Linked DNA regions of Homo sapiens: region 2 is linked to region 1. Evidence: chromatin loops called from intact Hi-C (ENCODE). Cell type or tissue: endothelial cell of umbilical vein. All regions are shown on one strand. Each heading gives the region's core, and the rest is flanking DNA. Links, peaks and the distances in the headings are about the cores only.

The links. Peaks named below come from ENCODE experiments on the same cell type or tissue, not always from the same donor. Only the 100,000 strongest peaks of a DNase experiment are listed, where the experiment ranks them.
Region 2: it touches region 1 in a loop (13-fold over the local background); 5 of 110 quality-filtered maps call a loop at or near these places.

What each region holds. Positions count from the first base shown.
Region 1 is chr1:227,476,574-227,487,202 of GRCh38, reverse strand. No RefSeq gene overlaps it. Among named protein-coding and RNA genes, the nearest start is that of ZNF678, 82 kb to the left of the region's middle. In endothelial cell of umbilical vein, for the core only: a CTCF peak has its summit at 5,483; a DNase peak (open chromatin) is centred at 5,442; H3K27me3 peaks cover 174 bases.
Region 2 is chr1:227,994,108-228,004,736 of GRCh38, reverse strand. No RefSeq gene overlaps it. Among named protein-coding and RNA genes, the nearest start is that of WNT3A, 7.6 kb to the left of the region's middle. RefSeq lists an enhancer at 176-225 and silencers at 5,088-5,137, 5,178-5,237. In endothelial cell of umbilical vein, for the core only: a CTCF peak has its summit at 5,191; a DNase peak (open chromatin) is centred at 5,186.

The sequences.
Region 1 (10,629 bases), core at 3,389-8,388:
GACTGCCCCACTGGATTTTGGAATTGCATGGGGCCTGTAGCCCCTTCATTTTGGCCAGCTTCTCACATTTGGAACAGGTGTATTTATCCAATATCTGTACCCCCACTGTATCTAGGAAGTAACTAACTTTCTTTTGACTTTACAGGCTCATAGGTGGAAGGGACTTGTCTCAGATGAGACTTTAGAGTATGGACTTTTGAGTTAATGCTTAAATGAGTTAAGACTTTGGGAAAGCAAAATTGGTTTTGAAATGTGAGAACATGAGATTTGGGAGGGGCTGTGGATGGAATAAGATGGTTTGGCTCTGTGTCCCCACCCACATCTCACCTTGAATTGTGATATTCCCTATGTGTCAAGGGTGGGACCAGGCGGAGAGAAATGAATCATGGGGGGTGGTTCCCCCATACCGTTATTATGTTGAGTGAGTCCTCATGAGATCTGATGGTTTTATAAGGGACTTCCCACTTAACTTGGCTCTCACTTCCCTCTTGCCTGCCACAATGTAAGACACGACTTTGCTCCTTCTTTACCTTCCATTGTGATCTTGAGGCCTCCCTAGCCATGTGGAACTGTGAAACCATTAAACCTTCTTTCCTTTATAAATTACCCTTATAAATTACCCAGTTTCAAGTATGTCTTTATTAGCAGCATGAGAAGAGACAAGAAGTCTCATATTGACCTCAAGTTTATGCCAGTTTTTCCACATCAGCTTTCCAAGACAGTCCCTGGTGTGGGGCTTATAAGATGCCATGGAGATTTGTGAAGTTAATATCTACTTTTATTGTGTGGGTGCTTTATAAATTAGAGCCCTGGAGAGGAATAGGTGTCAAAGCTACTCCAAACCTCTAACATATAAACATCTAAGCCTGGCCCTTTTTTGGTGGTGAAATATATATAACATTAATCTTACCATTTTAATCATGTTTAAATGTACAGTTCAGTGGCATTCAGTATACTCACATTATTGTACGACCATCTCCTTTATTCATATCTACAACTTTATTATTATCCTAAAATGAAACACCATCCCCATGAAGAAGTCATTGAATAGAAGACTGATGCATTTGACTCCATAAAAATTAAAACTTTCTATGAGAGAAAAATGCCTCAAAGTCAAAAGTCAACAGACTGGGGAAATCTCTAACATATATAACAGACAAAGAGCTAATTTGGGTAATGTATATATAAAGCTATCATAAATTATTAAAAGACCAGCAGCAAAATTGAAAAATGGACAAAGAATGTTGTATTAGTGCATTTTCATGCTGATGATAAAGACATACCCAAGACTCAGCAATTTACAAGAAAGAGGTTTACTGGACTTAGTTTCACAAGGCTGAGGAGGCCTCACAATCATGGTGGAAATTGAAAGGCACGTCTCACATGGTGGCAGCAGGAGAGAGAATAATAGCCAAGTGAAACAGGTTTCCCCTTATCAAACCATCAGATCTGATGAGACTTATTCACTACCACGAGAACAGCAGAGGGGAAACTGTCCCCATGATCCAAGAATCTCCCACCAGGTCACTCCCACAACATGTGGGAAATATGGGAGTACAATTCAAGATGCGATTTGGGTGGGGACACCAAGCCAAACCATATCAGATATAAAGAGACAGTTCAAAGAAAAATGTAGATTTTTAAATACTTGCTAATTTTTTTACTGTGGTAAAATAGGCATAACAAAGTTGACCACTTTAACTATTTTGAGGTGTATAATTTAGTGGCATTAAGTACAAATACATTGTTGTGCAACCATCACCACTATCCATTTTCAAAACTATTTTATCATCCCAAACTGAAACTCTATCCATGGAACAATAACTCCCCATTTCCCTTCTTCTCATCCCCTGACCCCCACTATTTTATTTTCTATGTCTATAAATTTGACTACTCTAGGTACTTCATATAAGTGGAAGCATACAGTATTTGCTTTTTTGTCTGACTTATTTTACTTAGCAAAATCTTCTCAAGGTTTGTTGTAGCATTTATCAAAATTTATTTTTAAGGTTGAATATAATATATCATTGTATGTATTGACTATATTTGCTTACCCATTCATCTATAGATGGACATTTTGGTGGTTTCTACACTTTGGCTATTGTGAGTGCTGCTATAAACATGGGTGTGCAAATATCTGTGCAAATTCCTGCTTTCAGTTCTTTTAGGTATATACCCAGAAGTAGAATTGCTAGATCATATGGTGATTACTGTTTTCCATAGTAGCTCTGCCATTTTACTTTCCCACCAGTAGTATGCAAGAGTTCTGACTTCTCCACATCTAGCATTTGCTGTTCTCTGGGTTTTTGTTGTTTGTTTTGGTTTGTTGTTGGTTGTTTTTTTTATGGTAGCTATACTTATATGTGTCAGTTGGTATTGCATTGTGCTTTTGATTTACATTGTTCTCATGATAATTGATGCTGAGCACCTCACCTGTGCTTACTGGTCATTTGTATATCTTCTTTAAAGAAATGTGTATTTTAAAACCTTTGCTCATTTTTAAATTTGATTTTGTTGTTGTTGTTGCTGAGGTCTTTATATAGCCTGGATATTAATTACTTATCAGATATATAATGTGTGGATATTTTCTCCCCCTCTGTGAATTGTATTTTCAATCTATTGATTGTATCTTCAGACACACAAAAGGTCTTAACTTTAATAAAGTTATTTTTATGTATTTTGTTGTTGTTGCCTGCACTTTCACTGTCATATCCAAGAAATTGTTGCCAGATTCTATGTTATGAAACTTTTTCCCTATGCTTTCTTCTAAGGGTTTTATAGTTTTAGCTCTTACAATTAGATGTTTGATCCATTTTTAATTGTTTTGTACATGGTGTAAAGTAAGGGTTCAACATCATTCTTTTCCATGTAAATATCCAGTTTTTCTAGCACTATTTAAAAAATACTGTCCTTTCTCATTGAATAGTTTTGGCTCCCTTGTTGAAAATTATGACCAATATTGCCTTGGTCTTTATGTCTGTCTCTATGCTGGTACAACATTTTTTGGGTACTGAAGCATTGTAGTAAGTTCAAAACCACGAGGCGTTAATCCTCTAACTTCATTTATTTTAATATAGATTGGGACTCTTGGGTTTTTTTGAGATTTCGTCTGAATTTTAGAATAGGTTTTTCTACTTTTGCAAATGTTGGGATTTTTAAAGGAATTTCATTGAATCTGTAGATGACTATAGATAACAATGACATCTTGACAAGGTTTTGTCTTCCAATCCATAAACACATAGTGTCTTTTCATTTGAGTCATCTTTAATATCTTTCTGCAATGTTTATAGTTTTCACTGTACAGGTTTTTCATTACCTTGGTTAAGTTGGTTTCTAAGTATTATTTTGATGGTATCATAAATGATATAGTTTATTGTTATTGTAGAAATACAAATGATTTTATGTATTAATTTTGTATCCTGCAGCTTTGTTGAATTTTATTTATTGCTTCTGACAGTTTCTTTCACAAAAACTATAGGATTTTTAATATACAAGTTTATATCATCTGCAAACAGATACTTTTACCTTTTCTTTTTAGTTGGAATTTTTTATTCTTTTTCTTGCCTTATTGCTCTAACTAGAATCTTCCATACTATGTTAAATAGAAGTGGTAAAAGCAGGCATCCTTGTTTTTGCTCTTAGGATAAAAGCTTTCACCATTATGTTAACCGTGTGTTTTTTTTTTTTAATGTATAACATGTTAAGGTCTTTCCTTTCTGTTTATAGTTTCTTGAGTATTTTTTATGAAAGTGGGTTAAATTTTGATAAATACTTTTTTCTGCTTTGGTTAAAATAATCACATTTTTCTTTACGTTTTTTTCTTTTCTTCTTTACGTTAATGTGATATTACATTGATTTTTATGTGTTGGAGCATACTTTTACTTCAGGAGTCAATTATACTCATTCATGTTGTATAATCCTTTTAATGTACTGCTAAATTTAAATTGCTAGTATTTTGTTGAGGATTTTCGCATCAGCATTTGTAAGTGATGTTTGTCTGTAGTTTTCTCGTGTTTGGTGTCTGGGTAATACTGGCCTCATAGAATGAGTTAGAAAATGTTACCTCCTCTTCAAATTTTTGAAAGAGTTTGAGAAAAACTGGTATTAATTCTGCTTTAAATGTTGGGTAGAATTCAACAGTGAAGCCATCTGGTCTAGGGCTTTTCTTTGTTGCTGGGTTTTTGGTTACTGATGCAATGTTCATACTGAATCTCCTTGATGAATAGGTTTATTAAGCTATTCTATTCCTGATTCTGTCTTAGTAGGTTTTTTGTTTCTAAAAATTTGTTCATTTTATTTAGGTTATTCAATTTTTTTGGTGTACAGTTGCTTATGGTACTCTCTTATATCCTTTTTCACTCTGTAAGTTTGGTATAACTCATTGAAGTTATAACTTCTCCAGTAGCCAATTATTTCAAAGGCCAGACATGTACTCCTTAAAAAATGACTAAAACTGACAGCTTGTAGAAAGCCATAAAAATCTTTATTGTACTGTGTTGTTCTGGTAATACACTTGTAAGATGCTTGCCAAAAATAAATACTGGAAAATACTTTTCAATTTCTCAAGCAGATTACTGCAACAGTAACACATCAAGACTTATTCATTAATAATGAAAAAATATGAATTGTTATACTGAATCTGGATAGAAAAACTAGGTAGTTTTATACCTATCTTCATTATCTGTACAATGTTACCTTTCAAAATATTTTTAAAGTGTTAACTTTATGGGAAAAAATGAGGTATTTGAAAACGGTTAGAAAGTTTAACAAAACCTTATAAACTCACATGTCTTTTACTGGGATATCCTTGAAGATCTGACAGTTTTCCACTTTGTACAGCTTGATCATGCATAATCTTGGAGGCAAAAAGAATGACTCCCAAGGAAATCCTTTTCCAGTTAGATGGACAAATGTCAATTTCAGCATAAGTCAAGATCCTTTCCAGGTAAATTTGCAAAGAGAGCACTGATGTTTTATTTTAGTTCAATTTAGCTGCTGTGATAAGAATGCATGAATGATAGATTACTTCTGTTTTTGGCCAGAAAATAAATGCCTTTTATTTTTATATTCTTCAGATTTTGCTTAGTCAGCCAAAGCAAGAGATCAAATCACAGTTGTAAGTCAGATGTCTCTGCCATCTACTCTGTCCTTAGAAATTTCCAGTCCAATTTTGATCACAGGAATGACTGGACATCTCAGCCAAGGGTATCATGAAGACAGAAGGAGTCATTACCTTCACACCCATAAAAGGCAGCACATGCATAGGCCCAGTGTGCATTAAAGTTGTTAAATGAATACTTCAGTGCCCACCTTGTGCAATGTGTTGCTATATCTAGTTTGCAGGTAGATAGGAATTTCACAGGTATGTCATGCTTGATTGTATAAAACCCAGGGGATACTGAGTACATTGCTATCTTCTCCTTTTCACAATAACTAATCCTTCTGTGGCGCTAGCTTGAACAGCTAGCCAAGAGAGCCTCCCAGTGGCTGCTGTGCAGAACAGCATGACACGTTCAGGTCTTTGGGGCCATAAGATGTTTCCATATTCAGTGCCTTGATAAGGAACACCCGCGTAGAGAAGGGCCCTTCTCACAGCCCCTAGTTTTCCTATCCCCACAATCACTTCATGAAAATTTATTTTCTGATTTGTTTTGTTTTGTCTTTAGAAGGAGTCTAGCTCTGTCTCCAGGCTGGAGTGCAGTGGTGCGATCTCAGCTCACTGCAACCTCTGCCTCCCAGGTTCAAGAGGTTCTCCTGCCTCAGCCTCCCGAGTAGCTGGGATTACAGGCATGTGCCACCATGCCCAGCTAATTTTTGTATTTTTAGCAGAGACATGGTTTCATCTTGTTGGCCAGGATGGCCTTGATCTCCTCACCTCGTGATCCACCCACCTCAGCCTCCCAAAGTGCTGGGATTACAGGCGTGAGCCACTGCACCCAGCTTATTTTCTGTCTTACATCATCTGCAACATTGTCAATTCTGTTGGCTTAAAGGCAGTAACAGCTGTCAGTCTCTGATCCTTGGGATTCCCTAAACTTGCCAAGCAGTTTGTGAGAAAATCTCATGAAGTATTTTACATCTATCAAACATCTACCTGCAAAGAATTTGGTAAAGTGAACAGTTGAGTAAAGGTTATGGAGGTAAGCCGTGAGGTGTTGTTACCTCAAAGGGTGCTCTGCAGAAGCATATGGTCTATATATCATTTGAACTATGTATCAAGACAAAAGGAAAACAGTTCATTTTATGAGAGCTTATTGTCTGAAGGTTATCAGATTGGCAGCTCAGATCTGACAACGTTCTCCAAACCCAACTGTGTTTTCAAAACAGTTCATTTTAAGAGTTTGTTTAGTATCTGAAAGTTAGGTTGGCAACTCAGATCCGGCAGTGTTCCCCAAACTCAACAGTGTTTTCAAAAACAAAATGGCTCTTGAACACAATGTATTCTTAGATTCTTCTCCCTTGCACCCAAACTCCACACTCTCAAGTATCCTAAGAATGAACCTCCTGCCCCAGGTTAATGTTCTATAGATATTAGAGAGCATTGAAACAGCACTGGCAAGCCCTCAACTGCCTGTTGCCTTTACTGCTAAGCTGGTAACCTGTGGACACTCATTGATACCACTTGCCTTCCTGGGTCAATGAGAGAGAGTTCCTTTTTCCCACTATGCCAACTCTCTTATCAGTGTGGTTGATCCTGTCCCACTTCCGCAGAACACTGTTCCCGCAATCACCTCTTTTTGAAGACTTTCCCTCTGCCCGAAATCTTCCCCAATATGACTGTGTTTCCTTTATTCTCATCCCACTCTCCAAAACTCCCCCAGAGATGTCCTCATTTGCTCACAGCATCATGCCCTGGTGCCCGCTTCTCACCTCCCATCTCTCCTTAACCAAACCCACCTGGCCCCTGCCACCATCACTTTCCAGAGACTCCTCATGCCAAGGTGCCCAACCTTCACATCTGCAAACCAGAGCTCTTCATCCCAATGCTCCACTCCCCAAGCCTTCCCTAATCTTGTACAGGGCATTTTTATTTTCCCCACTTGTGAGGCCAGATACATACATTTGAATTGGCTTGTTCCAATCTGTGTGCAACTCCTGCTATGTCTACTTTCACTGGTAGGCTGCATATTTTTGATTCTGTGCTGCCATTTTTCACTGCTCACCTGTATCATCCTAGTTGCTTCTTTTTATTATTATACTTTAAGTTCTGGGATACATGTGCAGAACGTGCAGGTTTGTTACATAGGTATACACGTGCCATGGTGGTTTGCTGCACCCGTCAACTTGTCATCTACATCAGGTATTTATCCTAATGCTATCCCTCCCCTAGCCCCCCACCCCATGACAGGCCCTGATGTGTGATGTTCCCCTCCCTGTGTCCATGTGATCTCATTGTTCAACTCCCACTTATGAGTGAGAACATGCGGTGTTTGGTTTTCTGTTCCTGTGTTAGTTTGCTGAGAATGATGGTTTCCACCTTCATCCATGTCCCTGCAAAGGATATGAAATCATCCCTTTTTATGGCTGCATAGTATTCCATGGTGTATATGTGCCACATTATCTTTATCCAGTCTATCATTGATGGGCATTTGGGTTGGTTCCAAGTCTTTGCTATTGTGAACAGTGCTGCAACAAACATGTGTGCATGTATCTTTATAGAATGATTTATAATCCTTTGGGTATATACCCAGTAATGGGATTTCTGGGTTCAAATGGTATTTCTGGTTCTGGATCCTTGAGGAATTGCCACACGGTCTTCCACAATGGTTGAACTAATTTGCACTCCCACCAACAGTGTAAAAGTGTTCCTATTTCTCCACATCCTCTCCAGCATCTGTTGTTTCCTGACCTTTTAACGATCACCATTCTAACTGCTATAAGATGGTATCTCATTGTGGTTTTGATTTGCATTTCTCTGATGGCCAGTGATGATGAGATTTTTTTTCATGTGTCTGTTGGCTGCATAAATGTCTTCTTTTGAGAAGTGTCCATATCCTTTGCCCACTTTTTGATGGGGATTTTTTCTTGTAAATTTGTTTAAGTTTTTGTAGATTCTGGATGTTAGCCCTTTGTCAGATGGATAGATTGCAAAAATTTTCTCCCATTCTGTAGGTTGCCTGTTCTCTCTGATGATAGTTTCTTTTGCTGTGCAGAAGCTCTTTAGTTTAATCAGATCCCATTTGTCAATTTTGGCTTTTTTTTGCCATTGCTTTTGGTGTTTTATCATGAAGTCTTTGCCCATGCCTATGCTGAATGGTATTGCCCAGGTTTTCTTCTAGGGTTTTTATGGTTTTAGGTCTTATGTTTAGGTCTTTAATCCACCTTGAGTTAAGTTTTGTATAAGGTGTAAGAAAGGGATCCAGTTTCAGTTTTCTGCATATGGCTAGCCAGTTTTCCCAACACCATTTATTAAATAGGGAATCTTTTCCCCATTGCTGGTTTTTGTCAGGTTTGTCAAAGATCAGATGATTGTAGATGTGTGGCATTATTTCTGAGGTCTCTGTTCTGTTCCTTTGGTCTATATCTCTGTTTTGGTACCAGTACCATGCTGTTTTGGTTACTGTAGCCTTGTAGTATTGTTTGAAGTCAGGTAGCATGATGCCTCCAGCTTCAATCTTTTTGCCTAGGATTGTCTTGGCTACATGGGCTCTTTTTGGTTCCATATGAAATTTAAAGTAGTTTTTTCTAATTCTGTGAAGAATGTCAATGGTATCTTGATGGGGATAACATTGAATCCATAAATTACTTGGGGCAGTATAGCAATTTTCATGATATTTATTCTTCCTATCCATGAGCGTGGAATGTTTTTCTATTTGTGTCCTCCCTTATTTCCTTGAGCAGTGGTTTGTCGTTCTCCTTGAAGAGGTCCTTCACATCCCTTGTAAGTTGGACTCCTAGGTATTTTATTCTCTTTGTAGCAATTGTAATTGGGAGTTCACTCATGATTTGGCTCTCTGTTTGTCTATTATTGGTGTATAGGAATGCTTGTAATTTTTGCACATTGATTTTGTATCCTGAGACTTTGCTGAAGTTGCTTGTCAACTTAAGGAGATTTTGGGCTGAGATGATGGGGTTTTCTAAATATACAATCATGTTATCTGCAAACAGAGATAATTTTACTTCCTCTCTTTCTATTTGAATACCCTTTATTTATTTCTCTTGCCTGATTGCCTTGGCCAGAACTTGCAATACTATGTGAAGGCATCCTTGTCTTGTGCCGATTTTCAAAGGGAATATGTTTCCAGCTTTTGCCCATTCGTATGATATTGGCCATGGATTTGTCATAAATAGTTATTATTTTGAGAAATGTTCCATCAATACCTAGTTTATTCAGAGTTTTTAGCATGAAGGGGTGTTGAATTTTATCAAAGGCCTTTTCTGCATCTATTGAGATAATCGTGGTTTTTGTCATCGGTTCTGTTTATGTGATGGATTACGTTTATTGATTTGCGTATGTTGAACCAGCCTTGTATCCCAGGGATGAAGCCAAATTGATCATGGTAAATAAGCTTTTTGATGTGCTGCTGGATTCGGTTTGCCAGTATATTATTGAGGATTTTTGCATCGATGTTCATCAGGGATATTGACCTGAAATTTTCTTTGTTGTTGTTGTTGTTGTTGTTGTGTCTCTGCTAGGTTTTGGTATCAGGATGATGCTGGCCTCATAAAATGAGTTAGGGAGGAGTCTCTCTTTTTCTGTTGTTTGGAATAGTTTCAGAAGGATACCAGCTTCTCTTTGTACCTCTGGTAGAATTTGGCTGTGAATCTGCCTGGTCCTGGGCTTCTTTTGGTTGGTAGGCTATTAATTACTGCCTCAATTTCATAACTTATTATTGGTCTATTCAAGGATTCAACTTCTTCCTGGTTTAGTCTTGGGACTAAACACATAAAACTAGTATGTGTCCAGGAATTTATCCATTTCTTCTAGATTTTCTAGTTTATTTGCATAGAGCTGTTGATAGTATTCTCTGATGGTAGTTTGTATTTCTGTAGGATCAGTGGTGATATCCCCTTTATCATTTTTTATTTTGTCTATTTCAGTCTTCTCTCTTTTCTTCTTTATTAACCTGGTTAGTGGTCTATTTATATTGTTAATCTTTTCAAAATCCAGCTCCTGTATTCATTGATTTTTTTGAAGAGTTTTTTGTGTCTCTATCTCCTTCAGTTCTGCTCTGATCTTAGTTATTTCTTGTCTTCTGCTAACTTTTGAATTCATTTGCTATTGATTCTCTAGTTCTTTTAATTGTGATGTTAGGGTGTCGATTTTAGATCTTTCCCACTTTCTCCTGTGGGCATTTAATGCTATAATTTTCCCTCTAAACACTGCAGTAGCTGTGTCCCAGAGATTCTGGTATGTTGTTTCTTTGTTCTCATTGGTTTCAAAGAACTTATTTATTTCTGCCTGAATTTCGTTATTTACCCAGTAGTCATTCAGGAGCACATTGTTCAGTTTCCATGTAGTTGTGTGGTTTTGAGTGAGTTTATTAATCCTGAGTTCTAATTTTATTGCACTTTGGTCTGAGAGACTTTTTGTTACGATTTCTGTTCTTTTGCATTTGGTGAGGAGTGTTTTACTTCCAATTATGTGGTCAATCTTAGAATAAGTGCAATGAGGTGCTGAGAAGAATG
Region 2 (10,629 bases), core at 3,212-8,211, 520 kb before region 1:
CTAGCTCCTCGGTACCTGCCTGTACCACGTGGGGCTCCTCCTTCCCTCTGTGAGCCTCCGAGAGCCTCGGCTCCTGAGCAGCCAAGTCAGTGGGGCTGGGCTGGGGTGGGGTGGAGAGCAGAGTGGGAGAGCAAGGGTGGGACCCCAGCTGGGTGTCAGGGGCCTGAGGGGCTTCTCCTGAGTGTCTTCCAGGCTCGGGTGATGTTGCCTACAGCACCTCTTGTCCCTTGCTTGGGGTGCAGAGGAAGGTGAGGGGCCTCCCTGGAAGCGCCCTCTGCTGTTGCCTAAAGGGAGCTGTCCCTGACCAGTCTGTCAAGGTCTATGTCCCCACCTGTGCATTGCGCTGGGGACTGGGATGGCGTAGGTTGAGGTCAAGGCATAGGGCAGGCTCCTGGGGGCATGCCGGGTGGCTGCTGAACGGTGACTGAGACCCGGTCCTGTCTCCACAGACCTCCTTGTTGGCCAGGACACAGACCCACATTCCAACACTTGGAACGGGGAGGTGGGTGAGACCTTTGCAAGCCAGCGTCAGGAAAGGGCTAATCGTCCTCAGAGAGGGCACGTGTGAGAAGGCCTGACAACCGGGCAGCTCTGGAGCTAAGCCCTGAGCAGCCAGCCATGTGTTTGATAAAACAAAACTCCCCATGTATGGATGGTGCTGGAGGGAACATCATTTCTGGCCTGCTGGAGGGCCCAGGGAGCGTGCTCCCTCCTTCCAGAATAGGCCCCCAGGCGAGAGGAGGCGCTGCCCACCCCGGAAGCTCTGTAAGATACCTGCTTGGGTGGGGTAAGCCAGGTGGGAGGGGCATCTCTGATGGACAGTTTGCTGTGTGAGGTAGTGGGTTCCCTGTCTACAGCGGGTGTGAGTCCCTGTTATGGGTGGGGCAAGCCAGGATTTCAGACACTAACTGGTCATCTTTTGCTTCCTTTTTTTCTCATTTGAGCAAAAATAAGTTGGGGGAAAACAGAGAAGGGGTTTGGGCAGACAGAGTTCAAGGCTCTGGGGGCTTTCTGGCTGAGGGACCCTGGAAGGAACAGCAGCAGGACAGGGTAGGGGTCCAGGGTCAGAAGACGGAGTGCCCCTCCACAGTCAGTTCCATTGGAACTTGGTCCCTTCTGGAAGCTTCCCTGACCTTCCTTGTGGGGGTCACTCTTTGGATGCCTTCTCCATAAGCAGTGGGTTCTTGAGATCAAAACTTTCAATTGGCCAGGTGTGATGGTGCACACCTGTAATCCCGGCACTTTGGGAGGCCAAGATGGGAGGATCATCTGGGCTGAGGAGTTCAAGGCTGCAGTGAGCTATGATTGCATCACTGCACTCTAACCTGGGTGACAGAGTGAGACCCTGACTCTAAATAAAATAAAATAAAATTAAATTAAATTAATCAAGAAAACAACTTATAGTCATTCTTTGCCCAGCTCCTCAGGCTAAAATAAATACCTAAGAGCTTTGTTTATTAAGTAATTAGGTCCAACCACTTAATGATCAGTAGCTATTTGAAAAAAAATCATATCAGTTAAAAATAAATGAATCATATTTTTATTTCATCCTCACATAACTGCAGTTACTGGCCCTCCAGAAGCAACACTCTCACTTCTTGTTCAAGGTCCTGGCTCTCAGGCCATACAAGGAGATGTTCATGCAGGACAGGTGACCCTCAAACAACACAGGTTTGCACTGTGTGGGTCACTTATACATGGATTTCTCCTGCCTCTGCCACCCTGACACAGCAAGACCAAGCCCCGCTTCTGTCTTCCTCCTCAGCCACTCAATATGAAGGCCACTAGGATGAAGACCTTTATGAGGACCCACTGCCGCCTCATGAACTGTGAGTCTGGCTTCTTTTCTAGGTTTTCTGAGCAGGAATTTCCTTTCTCCAGCTGAGTTTATTGTAGGAACACAGGGGATAACACATGTGGCATGCAGCGTATGTTCTGACTGACTGTGTGTGGGATCAGCAAGGCTTCTGGTCAACAGGAGGCTGTTAGTAGTTTCGTTTTCAGGGAGTCAAAAGTTATACTCAAGTTTTTGACTTTGCAGGGGGTTGGTGCCCCTAACCCCCATGTTGTCCAAGACTCAATTGTACTTTCTTTAAAACAAATTTTTTTTGCAGGGACGAGGGCCTTACCATGTTGCCCAGGCAGGTCTTGAACTCCTGGGCTCAAGTGATCCTCCCACTTTGGCCTCCCAAAGAGCTAGGATTACAGGCGTGATATTCTGCAACACCCTGGGAATTTGCTGTGGCGTCCCAGGGTGCCTTAGCACACAGTTTGGGAACTGCAGCTGGAAAAACAGCAGCCAGGGCTGGGCCTGAGATGCACAGGTCAGCCAAACAGAGACAAGGAAAATGACGTGGCCACCTGCTTCCCCAAAGCTGCTGTGGTGAGACAGGGTCTCTGGGCCACAGACCTGTCTGCCTCCCACCTCCTGTCTATGGCTGTCCTGTCTTTCTATCAGTCTCTGTGTGTTTTCCTGTCACAGCCGATGAGCCCTCCTGCACAGTTGTGAGTTGCTCTTCCTGTCTGCAGCCCCTCTCTACATTCCTTGTCTGTCCCTCCGCCCCGTCTCCACCTTTGTTGGCATTGTTCAGCTCAGGCACTGTGGGAATTACCTCCTCCGCGTTAATATCACCATGAGAGCCCCCGTGGACATTACTGATGTGGGTATGTCCTGGCAGGGCTTTGCAGGTATGGCTGTGAGCTCAGGGCTGTCTGTCTTCCTGTGGGTTACCTGCCCTCTGTGGGAGGCTGTGTGTGGGGTCTACATATCCACAGCTCTGGGTTCCTGCTGTGTATTTATTCAGACCGGAGTCTGTGGCCTCCCCGTGGCCCCTGCCCAGGGCAGGTCCAGCCCACAGAAGTTGTTGCTCTGCCCCCTTGCCGTGCACGCCAGTCACAAAGCAGGATGGCGGGGGCACCATCCCCGTTTCCCCCTCACAGTGGCACACCACTGCACTGCTTGTCTCAATGAGCATCTCCCACTAGCCCAATCTGGTTACCTGTCTGCTTCTTACCATTGCCCTGTATCTATCTTTCTGAGCTTGCCGTTATATTTATATTTTAAAAGACTTTTCTCCTCTCCAGCCCAGATCTCTTATCAAATTTCCACTTTCCTTCAGTTCTCCGGAAGGTTCTTTTTTATTTGTTTGAGACAGGGTCTCACTCCGTCGCCCAGGCTGGAGTGCAGTGGTGCCATCATAGTTCACTGTAGTTTCTAACTCCTGGGCTCAAGCAATCCTCTTGCCTTGGCCTCCCAAACTGTGGGGTTACAGGGGTGAGCCCCTGCGCCTGGCCTCCAAAAGGTCCTTATGGTAAATGTGGGTTGTCAGATGAGATGATTTCTTGAAGGCTCCTGGAGCGGAGTGATGACAGCGACTACCATGCCCACTGTAGGCCCACTGTGTGCCCGGTGATCCACCAAGCACTGTGTGGTCAGAGGGAAGTGAATTTCACCATGTTCTGGAAGTGGAAAAGGCTCAGTGAGGCTGAATGAGGAGGCATAGCCGCCTGAACCTCCTGGAGGCAGCACAGCAGGGCTGGGCTCTCTCCGAGGCTCACCATTTGTAGAGTATATGTTTCCCTCCAAGACTGGAAGACCGACTGCAGGACTCCAACTCAGAAGGCCATCCTTTCCTGGCTCCAGGGCAGAAGATTGCGCCAGGATGGGGGGCATGCTCGGGAGTCCTTGTAGGCAATGAGGGGGGTAGGTGGACACGAGCCGGTCCTCATGAGCTTGCCTTTCTGAGCTGCCCTGTGGGACGAGGGCAAGGGGCCCAGTGGCCAGACTTCCTAGAGAGTGCATTTGCAGGGGCTTGGGGCACCTCTTTGGGAAATAATTCAGTCTGTTTTGAGACATCACTCTCTCCTCGGGTGTCACCCCTTCAACTACCCATCTTAGAGTTCCATTTTGACCCTTCACCAGATCCCACCTGATGAAAGCAACTGGAACCTTAGGTCAGCCTCTCCTTGTATGGAAAGAGTGGGCTCAAGGCAAAGTGGAAGGAGCAATGGGCCCGCAGGAAAGACCCTGGTCTCCAGGTCCCAGCCTCCAGGGATCCTTCCATACCCCCACACTGCTTTCTTTCCAGGAATGTCTGTTGACTCAAAGCCCTTCGCATGCTGTGCTACGAACGCCACCTTTGAGAAGGCTGACGCATGATGGTTGTGTGAACATCCCTTCACAAATCAAACCATGTGTGTTCTCACAGGCAGCTCTTGGATGCCATAAAAGTCAACTCTGGGGTCCAACAGGCATGTCTTTCTCAGTTGACACCCCAGCCATCCACCTCCTAGCTCCATGCTGTCCTCTCTCCCTTAGGGCATGATGTAGGAGGCACACGATCTCATTCTCATTGCAAGGTGACTTCTTGGACCTGCTCTCCTTGCAGGTGGCCTGGTGATATGTGGGGAATTGTGGACCTCCCTATGAGGAAGAGAAGATGGAATCTGGGAACCATGGAAGTAGGGCCATCAGCCTCTCCCTTTAGCCATGTGGTTAATCCTGGTTGATCCCATGAAATGGCCATGAAATGCTGGAATCATCCAAACACAGAATTATAGGATGCAGGGGAACTGAGTCAGTAGAACCCTCTGATCTTAGAATCTTATGGTTCTTCAAGCATGGACCCATAGATGGAGAGTCTTAGAACCATAAGAAAATCAAATTTGAGAATTAAAAAAAAATCACAATGGGCCAGACAGGTAGTTCATGCCTGTAATTCTAGTGCTTTGGGAGGCTGGGGCCAGCAGATCTCTTGAACCCAGGAGTTTGAGACCAGCCTGGGCAACATAGTGAGACTCCGTCTCTATAAAAAATTAGCTGAGTATGGTGGTATGCACCTGTAGTCCCAGCTATTCAGGAGGCTGAGGTGAGAGGACTGGTTGAGGCCACAAGTTCGAGGCTGCAGTGAGCCATGACTGTGCCACTGCACTCCAGCTTGGGTGACAGAGAGAGACCACTACTCAAAAAAAAAAAAAAAAAAATCACAGTATCATGGAGTTCTGGAATCCTGCAGATTAATTATCCAGAATCCTGGTTCCCAGGCCATAACTTACTTCCCTGTGAAATGAGGGCAATAGACTCCCCAGACTTTCCTGTTGGGAAAGAGCTAAGTTTTGCTGCCACAGCAGCTCTTAGGGACCGGTTGGTGGCTGCTTGCTGGAGTTCCGCTTCTGGGCCAATACTGCCACCAAGTGGAGATGCCAGAGGAGGGCGGCACTGAAGGGGTGCCTGGGTCCAATCTTCCCCTAGAGGCAGTGCCCCTTCTGGGCAAGGTTGTGGGTGACATGAGCGGCGCCTCCTCCCTAGCCCTTGGCTGTCCTGCAGCCCAAGTGGGATTTTACATTGTGGGTATGACCTCTCTCATGGGAATAGTGGTGACCACAACCCCTGCTGAAACCTGCATGACCCAGCTGATCCCTGAGACCACAGGAGATGCAGTGTCACCATCTTTGGAGCATAAGCCAGAGCCAAGGCTCAGAGGCCAAGAGCAAGATTCACAGGGCTGCTGTTCACACATGGGCCTGGGCCTGGGCAGCTTGACAGTCACGCTCCTCCTGTCCACCCCCATCACCCAGGATCATGGGTCTTGGACTCCCTCATCACTGGAGATGCTCTCCTTCACTCTGGTTCACCCCCAACTTCACCTTTAGGGCCTCCCCTTGGCCTTGAAGATCCTGAGCTCCAGGGACATGGTGGGATTTTTAGAACATGATACAAGTAGTGAGTGCAGGTGGTTTATGTGGGAACATGGTTCTAGGGAACAGGAGAGTGGGGGGAACAGGTGAAGAGAAAAAGCCATTGGGGTATCCATTGACTGCCATCTTCCCTGGTCGAAGAAGCTGGGGCCCACTGTCCCTGGCGAGGCACAGGAGACATGGCTCCAAGGAGACATGATGTTTTGTTTCTTACAAGGCCAGTCCATCAGCCCCTTTGTGGGCTTCCTCCCTAGCATCCACCTCCTGCACACCCTTTCTGACTGTCAACGGCACCCTACTGTCCCATTTCATGGAGGGAAATCGAGGCCATCAGCTTCTGTGTCACAACCTGCAGTCTCTGCAGAGAGTTTCTGTCTCTCCCTCCTCAGAGGGTTGCTGAGGTTGTCCTCCAACCCAACGGGTCCAGAAGCTTCCTTGCTGGTTCCTTCCTTGCTGTTCCTTGCTGGTTGTCCTCCAGCCCAGTGGGTCCAGAAGCTTCGGCAAAGCATTTGTTCCTGTTCTGTCCAGGTTCTTCTCATATCAGGCTCAGCAACCACCTCCATACTCTCCTAAATCTTCCACCTGCCCCCTCTACCTGCAGCTTCCTCTTAGTCCAGAAGCTATCAGCTATTTAAAGTGGTATTATTTCTTTCCATTTCCATGTTTTGTTGCAAGTGCTGACTTTTAGTACATTGATGTTGTTTCCTGCAACTGTCCTAAGTTCACTTATTAGTTCCAGCAGACTTATTCTTTTTTGTAGATTTGTTGGCGTTTTCCATATAAACAATTGTGTTACCTGTGAATAAAGACAGGTTACCTCTTCCTTTAAATTCTAGATGCCTTTCATTTCTTTTTCTTGTCTTATTGCACTAGCTAGAAACTCCAGGACAGTGTCAAATAAAAGTGGTGAGAGTGGATGTGCTTGTGTTGTTCTTGATGTTTAGGGAGGAAACACACAGTGTTTTATTAAAGTGTGATGTGAGCTGAAGTTTTTCATAGATGCCACTTATCAGGTTTAGGCAGTTCACAGCTAGTTCTAATCTGCTGAGAGTTTTTATATAAATATTGGAATTTATTAAATGATTTTTCTGCATCTATTGAGACAATTATATGTTTTTATTTAGCCAATTAATATAGTGAATTGCATTAATTTATATTCAAATATTAAACTAACCTTGCATTCCTGGGATAAATCCCACTTGCTCATGGTGTATCATCCTCTTTATATATTGTTGGATTGGATATGCTAAAACTTGGTTAAGAACTTTTGCATCTATGTTCCTGAGAAGTACTGATCTAGAATTTTTTTTCCTTATAATGTCTTTGTCTGATTTGGGCATTAGGGTAATTCTGGCCTCATGAGATACTCATGAGTATTTCCAACTCTTTAATTTTCTGGAAGAGTTTGTGGAAATTGTTATTATGTCTTGCTTAAATGTTTGGTAGAATTCACCAATGAAGCCATCTGGCCTTTAAGTTTCTTTGTAGGAAGGCTTGTAACCACAATTCAGTTCTTTAAATAGCTATAGAACCATTTTGTTTATTTATTTCTTGTGCGAGCTTTGGTAGTTGATGTCTTTCAAGGAATTTGTTCATTTTACAGAAGTTGAATTTATACACATGTAGATGTTTATTCCTGTTTATTTTTTAATATCTATAGAATCTGTAGAGATGTCACCTTTCTAATTATTGAGATTAGTCATTGTCCTCTCTCTTTTTCCTGGGTTGTCTGGATAGAGACAGAAAGCCCATGGGTTGAGCCTGTCTATGGTCTTCCTGAGTTCCTGGCCTATGAATTTTGGACATGTTCAGCCTCTACAAATGCATAAGGCACTTCCTTGTGATAACTCTGTCCTGCCTTCAGGGACTCCACTTACATCTATGTTGGGCTGCTTGAAGTTTTCCCATAGCTCACTGATTCTCTTTTCATATTTGCAGTCCTTTTTTCTATGCTATGTCTTCAAGTTCACTAATTTTTTCTTCTGCAGTGTTAAACTGCCATCAATGCCATTCAGTGCATGTGTCTGCTCAGATATCATAGTTTTCATCTTTGGAAGTTTGATTTGGTGCTTTTAAATATCTACTCCTTCTCCACACATAACATGCTCCATCTTTCCTCTGCCTTCTTGAACATGTGGAAGCACTAGAGGCAATTTTTTGATGTGCTTGTCTATTAATTTTATCATCTGTATCATCATGTTTGTTTCTATTGCTTGATTGATTTTCCTCCTCGTTCATGAGTCACATTTTTCTTCTTACTCACATGCCTAGTAATTTTTGATTAGATGCCAGACATTGTGAATTTTACCTTACTTGGTTCTGAATACTTTTGTATTCTTATAAATATTTTTCAGCTTTATTCTGGAATGCAGTAAAATTACTTGAAAACAGTTTAATTCTTCTGAGGCTTGCTTTTAAGCTTTGTTAGGCAGAACCTAAGCAGCATTTAGTCTAGGGCTAATTTTTCCCCAGTACTGAGGCAATACCCTTCTGATCATTCCACCTGATGTCCTATGAATCACTAGATTTTTCCACTCTGGCTGTTGGGAAGACAAACTGTTGCTGGCACTGTGTGAGCTCTGAAGATTGCTTCTCTAATTCTTTGAGGAAGTAGTTTCATCACATGTGTGCACTGGCCAGCACTCAGGTAGATACACTGAGGAACCCTTCTGAAAGTCTTGGGAGCTCTCTCCATGCAGTCACTCCTCTCTGGCACTCTGCCTTGTGAACCCCAGCCAACTTGAACTCCCTGGACTCAGTCCTCCTCCCTGCTGCAGTGTAAACTCTCTCTAGACAGTGTGGCTAATGCAACTGAGGAACTTAGTATTGAATTTTAAGTTTAATGAATTTCAACTTAAATGTAGGTAGCCACGCATGGCTGGTGGCTACTGCCATGGATGGCTCAATCTCTAGTGCAGCTGGTAGAGAGCCTGGGATGAGAAGTCTCTGCTCTTCCTTTGGGAAATGAGCTCTGCCCTCTCTGCAGTCAGGACATGTGTGAGCTCAGCTGGCTCTGGTCAGCCTGGAAAACCACAGTGGAGAGCTCACCTGTCTATCACCTGTCCAAGGTGGGCTTACGTTTTCCTAGTTCAAGCTGGGTGCTATGATTTGAACATTTGTCTCCTCCAAAACTCATATTGAAATGTAATCCCTGATGTGGCAGTATTGAGAGGTGGAGCCTTTGAGAGGTGATTGAGTCAGAGGGTCTTGCCCTTGTGAATGGATTAATCAATTCATGGATCAGTGGATTAATGGGTCATCATGGAAGTGGGACTGATGGCTTTATAAGAAGAGGAAGAGAGACCTGAGCTAGCATGCTCAGCACCCTCCCCATGGGATGTCCACTACTTCCTTAGCACCCTGCAGAGAGTTCCCACCAGCAAGAAGGCCCTCACCAGATGCACCCCCTTGGTCTTGGACTTCCCATCCTCCAAAACTATAAGAAATAAATTTTGTTTTTTTAATAAATTACCCAGTTTCAGGCATGCTGTCATAAGCAACAGCAAATGGACCAAGATTCAGGGTTTTGCAGCAGAGTTAGCAGTTACCCTTCACTGCAGTACGGCAGATGCTTAGCTGGGCTTTGGTCTCCAAAGAGCCCCCTCTTCTAGCCCAGTTCTGTCAGATCTTGACTCAGAAAATAGCACAGTTTTCAGACCATCATAAACTCAAGGGGAGCCATTGTGACATTGGAAAAATAGACACTAATTCCACACTTCCAGCCTCCAGGGTCTTACTCTGTCCTAGGCAGTGCCATGGAATAGAAAATCCCAGAATTCCAGCCCAAACGCCCAGCCTCACATCTCACTGGTGGGCAAACCAGTCCAGAGAGACTACGGACTTGCATCCAAACATAGCACATAGTGATGGGGCCTGGACTGGAGCCCCCTGTGCCTCCAGACCCTCCATCCTGGCCGGCTGGCCTGTCCCCCCCACCTCTCTGCATGTTCTCTGATTCTATCTTGCTTTTTGTCTCTGCTCCCTCCCTTTCTTGCAGGGCTTTCCCTCTTCTCTAGGTACCCATTTTGGCCCTTTCCAGAGAAGACAAACACAAGGAGAATCCCATCTTGTGTTCACATGCAAGGATACGCTCTGGACATTTTTGTCCTATCTGGTCCATCTCCCCATCTGCCTCCTCCCCTCCGGGGTGACTCTGCTTTTACAAGCCTGTAGACAGAGATGGTGGAGAATGCCTCCGGGGGAGAGACACTACAGGGCGGGGAGAATCTCATTCCTCAGGGAGGGCTTGTCAAATGAGTCCTGGGGCTGCTAACAGGCAGCTGTGTTCTTCCTTCCCTGAAGGCCTTCTTAGGACAAATTCCTCAAAAGTGGGACAGTTGGCCCCAAGGTGTCATGCACATTGAAGATTTTACTACATATCATTAAACTGACATTCAGAAAGAAACCTCACCAATGGCATGAGAACAACTGTCCCCACCCCTCCACCTGACTGTCTAATCTTTGAGCAGCCTGGTCTCTGAGTCAAAGGACCAAGGAATGAGTGAATGCTCAGGGCCTGGGTGGGAGGTTAGGTTCCTACTGAGGGATGGGTGGGTTCCCACAAGGCAGGGTCTTGGGAACTTTGATACTTACAATAACAACCATTGAAATCAAGACACTACCTTGACCTATTACTGCTGTCTAATTGTCACAGCAGTTCAAGGGTGACCAGTTGTCCCAAAAAGCCTTGTTTAGAAAGAGTGTCTTGGGCCGGGCGTGGTGGCTCACGCCTGTAATCCCAGCACTTTGGGAGGCCGAGGCGGGTGGATCACGAGGTCAGGAGATCGAGACCATCCTGGCTAACACGGCAAAACCCCGTCTCTACTAAAAATACAAAAATTAGCCGGGCGTAGTGGCGGGCACCTATAGTCCCAGCTACTTGGGAGGCTGAGGCAGGAGAATGGCGTGAACCCGGGAGGTGGAGCTTGCAGT